Regions from separate parts of the Homo sapiens genome. Here region 1 is linked to region 2. Evidence: chromatin contacts called from ENCODE Hi-C or POLR2A ChIA-PET data. All regions are on one chromosome and are shown on one strand. The core of a region is the stretch at or near the end of the contact, and the rest is flanking DNA. Distances in the headings are between cores, read along the strand shown. Region 1 holds the start of UCP2 (uncoupling protein 2). Region 2 holds the start of RELT (RELT TNF receptor).

Evidence for each region. A loop is a pair of places that touch in the nucleus more often than their neighbours do. ChIA-PET counts read pairs that join two places held with the same protein, here RNA polymerase II (POLR2A). Pooled maps may share reads with other maps.
Region 1: a pooled map shows a loop between it and region 2 (11-fold over the local background). The contact joins the promoter of UCP2 here to the promoter of RELT in region 2. A Hi-C loop is called at or near these places in 2 of 37 single-sample maps with no recorded cell type and 8 of 50 pooled maps. POLR2A ChIA-PET finds 5 or more read pairs at or near these places in 3 of 52 experiments (B cell, WTC11 and activated CD4-positive, alpha-beta T cell).

Annotation. Positions count from the first base shown.
Region 1 is chr11:73,977,776-73,984,105 of GRCh38, forward strand. It overlaps UCP2 (uncoupling protein 2), which reads right to left and starts at 5,068. Exons shown (of 8, transcript NM_003355.3): 1 at 4,946-5,068; 2 at 3,701-3,857; 3 at 478-702; 4 at 111-321. The coding sequence starts at 603. RefSeq lists enhancers at 2,594-2,653, 5,905-6,330 and silencers at 4,979-5,188, 5,489-5,648.
Region 2 is chr11:73,373,831-73,379,630 of GRCh38, forward strand. RELT (RELT TNF receptor) reads left to right here and starts at 2,569. Exons shown (of 11, transcript NM_152222.2): 1 at 2,569-2,669. RefSeq lists silencers at 2,289-2,598, 2,629-2,918, 3,009-3,088 and enhancers at 3,254-3,548, 5,635-5,714.

The DNA of each region.
Region 1 (6,330 bases), core at 3,818-6,317, 610 kb after region 2:
GATCTTCCTAGGGATCGTGGGGCCTAAAAAACTATATGGCTGAATGAACTAAGATCAATCATCACTGAGAAAAAAGGGCCAAGGGGCCTACACCCTTGCTCCATACTCACGCTCAGAGCCCTTGGTGTAGAACTGTTTGACAGAATCATACAGGCCGATGCGGACAGAGGCAAAGCTCATTTGGCGCTGCAGGCCGGCAACCAGCCCATTGTAGAGGCTTCGGGGGCCCTCAGTACGCACCATGGTCAGAATGGTGCCCATCACACCGCGGTACTGGGCGCTGGCTGTAGCGCGCACTGGCCCCTGACTTTCTCCTTGGATCTGCAAGGCCAAGACAGGGTAGCTACAGGGATAAGCATGTTGCCCTTCCCACCTCCAGTCATCTCGATGCTCCAAACACTGGCCCTTGAGGGGTCTGTGTCTTTGGGGAGGGAACAGAGTAGACACCATCAAGACTCCCAGGCTTCATCCCCTCACCTGTAACCGGACTTTAGCAGTATCCAGAGGAAAGGTGATGAGATCTGCGATGCAGGCAGCTGTGCCAGCCCCAAGAAACTTCACAGTGGCAGTAGGGGGCACATCTGTGGCCTTGAACCCAACCATGATGCTGATTTCCTGCTACGTCCCAGGAGATGGAGAAAAACTGGAGACAGGGGCACCTTTAATCAGCAACAAGACGAGATAGAGGAACTCTGCCGGAATCTAAGCCAAGAGGAGAAAAGCCCCATTAGCCACAATGTCCCCAGGCCCTCCCTGCTCACCATCCCCAAACTCACCTTCCCTAATAGAACCAAGTCCCTCAGCAAGACTCCAAGTGGCCTCATGAGGGAAAACCGATGTGAGCTCGAGAGGCACTCAGTTAGGTGCTGGTGAAGCAATTCCTGCTCAAGCAGTCAATACTTCATGAAGGGCTCCCTCCCTTTCACTGCAGGGAGAGTCTGGATCAGAGCTCTCCTAGCGCTGCCTCATAAACAGCCACTGGACCAGCCCTTTGTCTGCTGTATGCAGAGATTTCACTGATGATGCCCACATTCCTGCTTCTGTGGTTCATCTGGAGAGCTGACAGAAGTAGAGAAAAGTTTCACCCAGACTAAGACCCAACAGGCACAGACCCATAGGCTTATGTTCTGGATGTCTAAGCAGGAATGGTTGCTACAGGTCTGGAACTTAAGTCAAGAAGAAAAGGTACAAGATGACTAATTCAATCCCTTCCCAGACCATCAGTCTAATTCTCTCCTCCAGCTCTCACACAGCTTAGGATCTCTAGAGTCATTGTTTTAGCAAGACTGCTTTGCTGGGCAGTGGTTCACTGAGATGCAGGAGATAGTATCTACTCTAGAGGAGGCTTACTGTTGGGCACAGGGGGTGGATGGGCAGATGATTCAAGCTGCATTTGGGGCTTACAGGACATACTCTCAAAATGCAAAGGAGGGAACAACTAATGCCATTGGGAGAGAAGGAAGAGTGGGTGATCAGAAAAGACTTCTTGGGCTGGGTGTGGTGGCTCACGCCTGTAAACCCAGCACTTTGGGAGGCTGAGGCGGGCGAATCACCTGAGGTCAGGAGTTTGAGACCAGCTTGGCCAACATGGCAAAACCCCATCTCCGCTAAAAATACAAAAATGAGCTGGGTGTGTTGGCACACGCCTGTATTCCCAACTACTTAGGAGGCTGAGGCAGGAGAATCACTTGAACCCAGGAGGTGGAGGTTGCAGTAGCTGAGATCGTGCCACTGCACTCCAGCCTAGGCGACAGAGCAAGACTCTGTTTCAAAAAACAGACAAACAAACAAAAAAAAACCTAGCACTTTGGGAGGCAGAGGTGGGAGGACTGCTTGAACCCAGGAGTTCAAGACCAGCCAGGGCAACATAATGAGACCCTGTCTAAAAAATATAAATAAAAATAAATTAGCTGGACATGGTGGTGCAGGCCTATAGTCCCAGCTACTTGGGACGATTGCTTGAGCCCAGGAGGTTGAGGCTGCAGTGAGCTGTGATTGTGCCACTGTGCTCCAGTCTGGGTGAGAGAGTGAGACCTTGTCTCAAAAAAAAAAAAAACAAACCCCAAAAAACCTAAGGACTTCTTAGATAAGGTAACATTTAGCTAGGTGATTTTGGGGGCTGAGAGTAAACTCTGGGGCATTAGACTCCTCCTGGCCTACCATGTGATGCAGAGAAAACTGCTCTCCTTTTTGTTTGGGCCAGTTTCCTTTCCTCCAACTTAGGGGGATCCGCACTTACACCACAAGACAGGCAGGGATGAGGGGTCCAGGTCAGAGCTGTGAAGAGTGATAAAGTAAACCAAAAGCCCCATTTTGTTCTGAGTTGGAACCACACCCTCCTCCACTGCCCCAGGAGGAAGTGAGCCCAGCACCCTAGTGGGGGAGGGTGACCTGCTTCTTCCCCTGAGCTTATTTCTTTGACTTCATTGGAGCAGCTGCTTTGAGCCCCGCCTGACTGCCTTTGTTGCTGGGGCTCAGGTGAAAGGGCTGGCTGGTGAAGGGAGTCAGCTGTGAACACAGAGACCCATGGAAACAAACAGCTCACCCAGCTTCCTCTTGGGCTTCTCACTCCAGGTGGCTGGGGCAAGCAGGGAAATGAAGATACTCACCATAGCAACTACACTGGGACCTATAGAACAGGGCCTGACCTTATTCCTGTTTCCCTCCAGCTTGCCCACGAGGCTCAGTGAAGACTGGTGCTCAAATGACAGATTGGGTTGATGAAGGTGCCCTCGGACTCCCCAGATTCCCTGCTCTGACACCCCCTTCCCCCAGGAGGTGCTCCACAACTTTCCCCACCCCAACGCCCAGGGCACTGTATTAGCTCAATCCTCAGAGCAGCCCTGCAAGGTGGCTGCCCTTATTTCCATGTGAGATGAGTAAGAGCCACACTTACAGGCACCAAAGCTGGTAGTATTTGCTTTGCACTGCTGCCCAGCTCCTCAGTTCGTTCTTGCTGTTTTATCAGCCCCAGGCACAGACAGGGCCTTTCACAAGGAAAGTTCTCACAGGCTGATTAAACAGTACTGAGAAGGCTCAGGCAAATGGTATCCCTTCTCTGGGCATCAGAGATATGATGACATGAGTCTGTCACATTCCTGACCTTGAGCTGGGTTGCAGGATGTTGTGAAGGCCAGAGAAGAATAAGACCCAGCTGCTGCCCAAAGACAAGTGCACAGAGGTTCAGCTGCCATATTCTGAATGTTGCCTTGGGCTTGCCAAGTCAGGTCCTTCAGAGGGTGGGTAAGATGGCCCTACTAACAGCAATTAAAATGCAGGACTAGAAATAGTTAATCCTATTTTACAGTCCCCAGCAAATAACCAGTTTCAGAGCCGGGCTGATTACCAATCTCGGTTTCAGGGATAGTCAAAAGCTAGCATCAATATGAAGTTAGAACAATAGGTTCCTGTCCTAGCTCTTCTGCTGGCTCCCGGGATGACTTGGGGCCAATCACTGTTACACGTGGGCCTCAGTTTTCTCCTTTATAAAATGGGGACCAAGATCCTTGGCTTGTCCGAGTCAGCTGAAGGGCCAGAATGAGAGCGGGGAGGTGTGAGAGTGCTCTGTGAACTGGAAAGAGCCACTTCACTGTCGGGGGTGGGGATGGTAATTATTTTTGTTAATGCCCTGCTGACTCCTGCCCCTAGACCACAGGGTTAGGAGGCAGCAAGAGACCTCTTCCTTGGACTGGACTCTTACCCGGCTTTGTAAGGTCTCACGGTGAGGCCTCCAAGATCAAGCTTCTCTAAAGGTGTCCCGTTCTTCAAAGCTGCCAGTGGCTATCATGGCCCGATCCCCTTGGTTTTCCATAGAAAATGGGTGGGAGACGAAACACCTAATGGTCATACTATGTGTCCTGTGGGTGAGCAAAGGCAGAGAGTTTAGAAAGGGCCACCTGCCCCAAGACACACAAGCCCACCCAATCCATGCCTTGGAGGGGGATGGGGAACAGGGCCCAGGGACTGGTTAAGTGCACACACTGGAAAGGGGAAAAGCAGGGCGGAAAATGAACCTAGGTACACTCCCCACCCCCACCCCACCTGCTTAATATCACAAATTGGTTCTCATCCAGACTTCTGCTTTTGTAACACTCAGTACTCTATATAAGCACCCCCTAGCACAGTCATCAGACTTTGGTGAGTGGGAGAGTTGTGAGGGGGTCACGATGGGACAGAGACTCTCCGGGAATTGGCTAGGTCCCAGGTCGGGCTGTGAGGAGGTTGGAAGGGCTGGGAGCCGGCCCTGCAGAGGCCAGATTGAGCAGCTCAAAGCCCACTAGAAAAAGCCCCCAAGCCCTGGGAAAGGCGGTGCAGGAACACTGCCTGGAGCTGCCTGGTAAGGGAGAGGTCATTGTGGTCATCGCTGATGGTCCCCATCCAAGGCAGGGCTCGGCATCGTGGTGGAAAGGAGGGAGTGAAAAGGTGGAGGCTCAAACGACAGCCAACTGAACGGGAGAGGGAAAGAACAAAAGGGACTAAGAAAAAGAGAGAAGAGAAATAAAGAACCAAGGACAGAAAGGATTAGCACAGGCCGGACCCGGAGGCTCATGCCTAAAATTCTAGGACTTTGTGAGGCCGAGGCGGGCGGATTGCTTGAGCTCAGCAGTTCGAGGCCAGCCTGGCCAACATGGCGAAACCCCATCTCTACAAAACACAAAAATTAGCCAGGCGTGGTGGCGGGCGCCTGTAATCCCAGCTACTCGGCAGGCGGATCGCTTGAACCTGGGAGGTGGAGGCTGCAGTGAGCCGAGATCGCGCCACTGCACTCCAGCCTGGGAGACAGAGCGAAAGCCTGTCTCAAACAAACAAACAAAAACAAAAAATAAAACCGAGAGAAAGAAAAGAGTACAAACTTGGGTGGGAGAGAAGGTAAATGGAAGAGCGGGCAGCGCACGCAGAACAAGCGTGGGGGGCGCAAAGGGCGCAGGGCTGGGGCCAGGCTCACCGAGCCGCAGGGAGAACACGGCAGTGCGTGCGGCTGTGTCTGTCGGCTGGCGGAGGGCGCGTCGGACGAGCCGGGCGAGCGTGGACAGTCAATCCCAAGGCGCGCGCAGCTGGGCTTCGCAGTGGGGCTCCGCGCAGGCGGCGGCGCGGCTTAAGCCTCGGGGGCGGGGCCCGGGGTGGGGCCTGCGGGGCGGGGCCGGGCCTGCCAGCTCCTACTTGGGTGCGGAGACCCTGGAGCAGCCGCCTTTCCGCGGGGACCGCCCCGCCTAGGGTTCTCTCCATGACTTTCTCCACTCCCGTTTCCGTGCGTCCCATCACCGCGTTTACTCCTTCGTTCCCCGAGATGGTCACTCCCTTGCCACTCCCCGCCTCTGCCTCACACTCTCTCGGGCCGCCAACCTCTGTGAGGATGGCAAGACTGACCGCCAGAAACAAGTCTTGTCCAGTCACACACCTCTTGCCTTCCCAGCCAGGACGGTTTCTAACAGCGTCCAGCGGGGCCGTGTCTTAAGTGCACTTCCTCTTTTATGGGCCCAGCCCCCCTACGCTGGGCAAACTACCCACCCTCCTGCGAGCGAGCGCGCGGCTGGCTCCTGCAGGGCGGGACTGGGGCCTCGCGACCGGCCTCGCTGTCGATTGGTTACAGCCGCCGCGTTGTCGGGGGAAGGAACCAATCAGAACTGCAGCAACAGGTGGCCCGGCAACCGACAACAGCCGTTGGGCTCGGCTGGGGTTCGCGCCTTCTCCCCCGGTGGAGCGGCCTGGCGTTTAGGGACCAGGACACTAAAGGCCCCGGCGGGGCGGGAGCACCCAGCGTGACCTCACGCTCCTACACACAGACAAGCAAACGGGCCGGCCCCCGCACGTGACAAGGCAGAGCCGGGCCCAGGCCAGCTGCCTGTCCAGCCCTGGGATGAGAAAAGGCGTCAGGAGATGGACCGGGCCTGGTTCGCCTTTAATTGGCTGACCCGTCCTGTGGGGGTAACTGACGCGTGAACAGCCAACAATTGGGCCCTCTGGCCGGGACAAACACGTGCGTTTGGGGAGTAGAAGAAGGCTGGTATTAACCTCCATTTTACAATGAGGAAACGGAGTCCCAAAGACGTTCAGTCATCTTCCTGATATTCACACACTTACACCCTGGTCAGGCCGGCGCCATATGTGTTTTCACCAGCAGAAGGGACTGCCAGGGAACAGCTGAGGGGACCAGAGCTGGGATGGGCCTGGATAATTATAGCGGAAAGAAAAACACGCCGAGCGCATGGTCCTGGCAGAAGCAGCGTGGAAACAGAAGTCAAGGCAGATTATTTCTGCCATGAGGAGATCTTGCCATGTAGGAAAAAAGAAAGAAAGAGAGGAAAGAAAGACAGAGAGAGAGAGAGGAAA
Region 2 (5,800 bases), core at 1,319-3,818:
ATGAGCCTGCTGTTCCTCCAGGCTTGTACTGTATGTACTTCCTTTTGGAATTCTAGCACAGCCAGCAAGCAGAGTGGCACCCACTACCTTTGGTCCATGACTCCAAGGCAGTCATCTACTCAGACCCCTGCATACAGCCACACTGTGGTGGCTCTGATTCTGTGACCCAGGATCCCCACCCCAGGCAGGGCCTGGCTGGGGCATGGCACCTGTACCCCTGCCTCCAGGTCCCCATCACAGCTCGTCCCAGTTTACTGGGACCTTGTGCTGTGTACCTACAATGAGGTGCACACATTCTCTGGGCCCACTTGCCCAGCTGTACCATGTGAAGTTCAACAAGATGGTCTCTGAGGTCCCTGAGCTCAGGGATTCCAGTGCTGACTCCATGGGTTCAGTTGAGATGCCAGGATTTTATAAAGCCTGTGATTCTGAGAGTCCTTTGTTCTCAAGCCTGTGGTTCCCCAAGCTCCATAAAAAGCGAGTCTAAATCTTTCCTGTGGCTTCCACAACTCCTTCCCTGTCTACTCACTGTGGAGCAACCCAGATGCTGGTAGACTCTCAGGGAGGAGCCCACGTCACAGTGGTTTCAGGGTCAGAGCTGGCTGCAGGAGGAGCTGGCGCATCCACCCAGCAGTAAATAATAATTAGGCTCCCTCCTAACCTGGGGGTTGCAGGAGCGAGAAGTGTTTGGGCTGTGGCCCCAGGAGACCTACTCTATGGAGCTGCTGCCAGGGCAGCCAGGTAGCCGCCTCCCACAGAGAACTTCAGGCAACATGTCTGGCACCCCAGTTTTCAGATGAGGAAACTGAGTTGGGGGTGGATTTGATGAAAACCTCACAGAGAGCTGGTGGTAGAGAGGGGCCTGGACCCTCTCTGGGATGTCTGATTAATAGCCAGTGCTCCAAAAAGCATTTCCCCATTTAGTTTATTGATTGAGACAAGGTCTCACTCTCTCACCTAGGCTGGAGTGCAGTGGCACGATCGCGGCTCACTGCAGTCTCAACTTCCTGGGCTCAAGTGATTCTCCCACATATTTTTGTAGAGACTGGGCTTCATCATGTTGCCCAGGCTGGTCTCGAACTCCTGGGCTAAGTGATCCTCCCAACTCAGCCTCCCAAGGTGCTAGGATTACAGGTGTGACCACTACACCTGGCCTTCCCCATTTGGTTTATTGAGTGACGACACCTGAAATTGCCACCATTTGAACTCTAGAACCTAGAGCTGGGGTGTAGATGGTCCCCTTACAAAGAAAACATTTCCAGGAGTGGAGGCATTCTGGATGCTCTGGCCTTCCGTAGGCTGGGATGTGGGACCCTGGAAGAACCCCTGCCCCAGCCCTGGAGGTCTCCATTGACATATGAGGGTGCTGATGTCATGATCCTGACATCAATGACCTGTAGCTCCTTATGCCCTTCCCCCACAACCTGAGCATGACCCAGGGAAATGAAAACTCATCCCCTGCTCCCCTCCCCATGCGGTGTCCAGTTCGCCTCCTGGAATCTCCTGGACCCTGGGGACCTGACCTTTTCCGTCTCCTAGCCCCTGGGTTCAGATTCTATGACTGTTTAGAACCCCACCCCCAGCCATCTATCCCCAGCTGACTTATTTACCTTCCTTTCTCCATCTCTGTCATGGGCTGTGATTATCCTGACCCCAGCCAGGCCTCTGGCCCAGCACTAGGTCCTCCCTGGTGTCTCAGTCTCCCATCAGCCCTACTGTCCCAGGAGGACCGCCTGAGATCCCCTGAATAGTACTGAGAGGGGGAACGGGCCACTGAGCTGCTCCCTCCAGTCCTGGCACACCCTGTAGCACAACTCCAGGGGACACGATTCGGAGTCGGAATACAGTGTGAATACTGCCTGGAGTTTGTGATGACTGGCATTGGAAACTGGCAGGGTGGGATGGCTGTAGTAGGGAGGGGGGCACTGAGTCACCTGTCCTGCTGGAGGGAAACTAACTACCCTGGCACAGAGAAGTGGTGCGGGGAGTAGGGGAGTGGAGGCAGGAGACGCCTCCTGGAGGATTTCACTAGGCCTTGAAGGATGTGCCGAAGCCCACCGTGTGGGCTTCCTTTATAGACTCACCTTCACCAGGCCTTTTCGCCAACTAGGTGAGGGTTTCCAGGGTTGGGCCTGGGCCTCGTCAACAAAGCAAAGTGAGGTTATTCTTCCTGGCCACCAACTGGCAGGAGGAAGATGAAGCCCAGAAAGGGGCAGAGGTGGCTCTAGTTACACTGGCAATGCTGAGAGGACCCAGAGGAGTATCTCAGTCTCCAGTCTCTTTATCTTGCTTCGCACAACTCCTTGCTTGGTTCAGAGCCTTGAAGAGGCGGATACAAGAGGCCCTCTGGGCACCGCCGCCCAGTCCCGCGCAGCCCCCTGCAGTTCCCAGGGGCGCGAGAGAGGGCGACGTAGAGCAGCACCGCCCAGCGGCAGAGCGGCGAGCCCCTCCGCGGCTCGGGGTGAGTCGGGCGCGGGGCGCAGACCGCGCTCTGACGTCGGGGGCGGAGCGGCCGTGACGCGCGGGGGCGGGTCTGCGCACCTTCCCGGCCCAGCCGGCGATTCATTCAAAAGGCGCGCAGGCTGCGCGGCTGTCCGGGCGCTCGCCGAGCCGGGCCGCGGCGCCGAGTCGAACGGGGAGCCGAGCTGGAGCTGCCGCGGCGCAGCCAGGTAAGGAGGGCGCGCGGAGCGCCCATCCAGAGTCTGCTCTCCGCGGCCGGGCCAGCGGGATACGGACCCTAGTGGCGCCCCCTGCCTCCCCGTGTCTCTGAGGAAGTTCGCGGGCTCGGCGGATGCGGCAGCCCGGCCGCGCGCCCCCCCACCCCACTCCTCCCGCCTCGCGTCCTGTCCCGGCGCCTTCCGCGCACCGGCCACCGCCAGTCTCCGAGCCCCGTGACCTGCAGGTCCTCCGGCCGCGACTCCGGGCCGGCCCTGCGTGGTGGCTGTCGGGGGGCGCGCGGGGAAGCAGCGGAACTTGCGGTGTGAGGGGCCGGCGGGGCCCGGAGCGGTCCCCGGCCCGGGAAACTTGGACCGAGACCAGGTTGTGGTGCGGGCTGGACGGCGGCGCCTCGGCGCGGCTGCGGCGCGGGGCGGCCAAGGGGGGGTCTGGATGGTGTCAGCCCGTGACTGTGGGTGACACGGCGCGTGAGGCGGCCTGGCCGGGCGAACGTGTGGCTGGGACACTGGGCGGTGACGCCGGGCCGAGCGGGCGACACAGAGGGGCTCTGTGTGTGGGAGACAGGCAGCGTGTGTGCGTGTGTTGTGTGAGGGAAAGACCCGGGGTCACTGGGGTCACGAAGTGCGTGGCTTGGGGCGTGACCGGCGCAGGGCCAGGGCCACCCGTTACTGTGAGTGTGAAATAGAGGGAGAGGAGCCCAAGTGACTGAGAACGAGCCGAGCTCGCTGGCGCCATGGTGTGCGTGTGGGGTCAAGTGGTGTCAGTGTGTGTGTGTGTGTGTGTGTGTCTGCGCCTAGGGTGATGATGAGTAAGAGGCAGGAGGAGGAGGGACCGGACCTAGGACACCTTCCGGCAGATGTGGGGCGATGAGGAAGTTGGGGAGCCAGGAGACAAGGGTCTCCAGGACTGTCCCCACGAGGGCACCCCTCAGGAGTTCAGCTTGGTGAGGAGATGGACCCTGAGGGATAGGCCCTGGCTGAGGGAGAAAGCCGAGGCTGGGCAACATCTGGTGGGGTGGCCCAGATGGCAGCAGGGTAGGGGCCCTGTGGTAGTCTCAGCTTCCCCCCGCCCACCTGCATCCACACACTCACGCATCGAAGTCCCTACACCTGGCAAAGTTCTGCCCCTGTGTAATCTGTATTCTCAGCGGACCCGGACACAATCTTGTTCTCAGACCCCCCCGCCCCCCTCCCCCGCGCAGGCCTCAGTCTCCCCATCTGCACACTGAGGTGCTGGGCTTTGAATGGACTGTGAATCATCACTTTGGGATCCTCTATTGTTTTGGGTCAACTGCCTGTGTTCTCCCTTCCCTTCAGGCAGAAAGACTGCAGTGGGGGGTGGGGGCAGGCTTCTCCTGGGGACACAGCGGCCCAGGGGCTGCACTCAGGGGCTACTGATAGGGTTGGAAGCACAGCCTTCTCCAAAACTGGTCAAGGAAACGTTAGCCTCCCACCCAAAGGCTTCCTGGTCCTCTGTCACGAAATGGATCCATAGACAATATGGATCCCCAAATCCATAGACATTCACTTCTCTGCCTGGGTGTCCTTTCTTCAGTTCCTTGGGTTGGGGGAGAGTGGGGAGAGACTTGTTCCCCAGGAGTGGTCTCTGGTCTGGGAGGCTAAGTTCTTGCTGGAGAGCTGGAGCGGTACCCTTTCGCCATCTGGGCAAGACCCTTCTGAGGCCCCTTCTCCCGTATGAAGGTCTGTGGGGTTCATGCAGGGTGGGGTGGAAGCTGAGCTCCCTAGTCTAGGAGAGGGTGGCACTTGCTGTAGAATCTGGAAGTTCTGTCTTCTGCTGTCGTCCTCTGAAAATGCTGATTACATTCTAGGGGTGGGGGACAGGGTGGGGGACAGTGTCAGGCACTGTTCTGAACACTTCATGGTGTTCTGTCTTGTTGAATCTTCGCAGTGATTCTGAGATGTAGTGACTGTGTTTCAGAGAAAGGAACTGAGGATCAGAGAAGCAAAGTGACTTGGCCAAGGTCATACAGAGTCAGGACAGTGCCAGGACTGGAATTCAGGTCTTCTGACCCCAGAGACCAGTGAGATGCTGGGAGAGAGGATCACCCACCTTCCTAATAACTGCTCATGGCTTTCCTGGACTTCTGTCTCTCAAACTTGGGCTAGTAGGCGTGGCCTAGCCAGGGCATTACATTGTGAGTTCTAAGTATGATGTGTGTGTGTGCACACATGTCTGGAACACTGGGGATGGGTGGGTTACATGGTCTTCCTGTTCCTCCCCAGACTTCACTCCCAACCAGACATCACCAGAAAGTCCTGTCCCCTGCCTTCTAGAGCCTGGACCTGGCTTTGGGGGTGTCCCCATGGCTTTGAAGAGTGTATGGAGTTAGCAGCACAGCCTAGGGGTAGCAGGGAAAATTGAGAGTCCCAGGTGACCTTCATCATACTTGAGAGGCCCCCTCCCCTTTGCAGTTGCTCTAGAGGCATTTCCCCAAATCCACCTGCATGTTATGGTGGGGAGCAGACAGGGAGTGACCTTGAGCTGGTCCCTACTCTCTCTGGGCCTCGGTCTCCCTGTTCTTCCCAGAGACCCCTTTTGGCTCTGACCACTGTTGCCACTTGGCCAAGAACTGGAACTGGGGATCAGGGTGTCCCTCGGTCCTCTCTGCAATGACTGGAGCTGTGCTTCTTGGGGCTGATGAAAATAGCTGTCGTGGTCTCTAGGGGCTGAGCCGGAGTTATTTCCATCCTCAACAAAGAGGTGGAAATAGCTTAGGGCCTGGGAGGGGGAGCAAGAGGAGAAGGGTTAACTTCTCCTTATCCCAGCCTTAAAGGAGGCCCCCAGCCTCAGCCTGTGCCCTGGCCAAGCCAAACCTTTCTGGGAACTTGGGCCTCTGGGGATGACAGTGGGGCCAGGCTGGGTTTCCACTTGTGACCACAGTTGGGACTGGTGTGATAGCTGCTGGAGGGAGGGCCCTATGTCTAGCCAAGGAGGGGAGATATTGAGGGCCAGTCAGCACCTGCCCCTACTCATAGGGTCAGGCCCAATCTCATTTCACAGAAGGAGAGATTGAGGTTCTGAGAATTCAGGGACTTACCCTAGGACTCCTAGAACCTTCACCTTCCAGACGCGGTACCTGCCTTCTGTCCTGAGTTTGTCATTC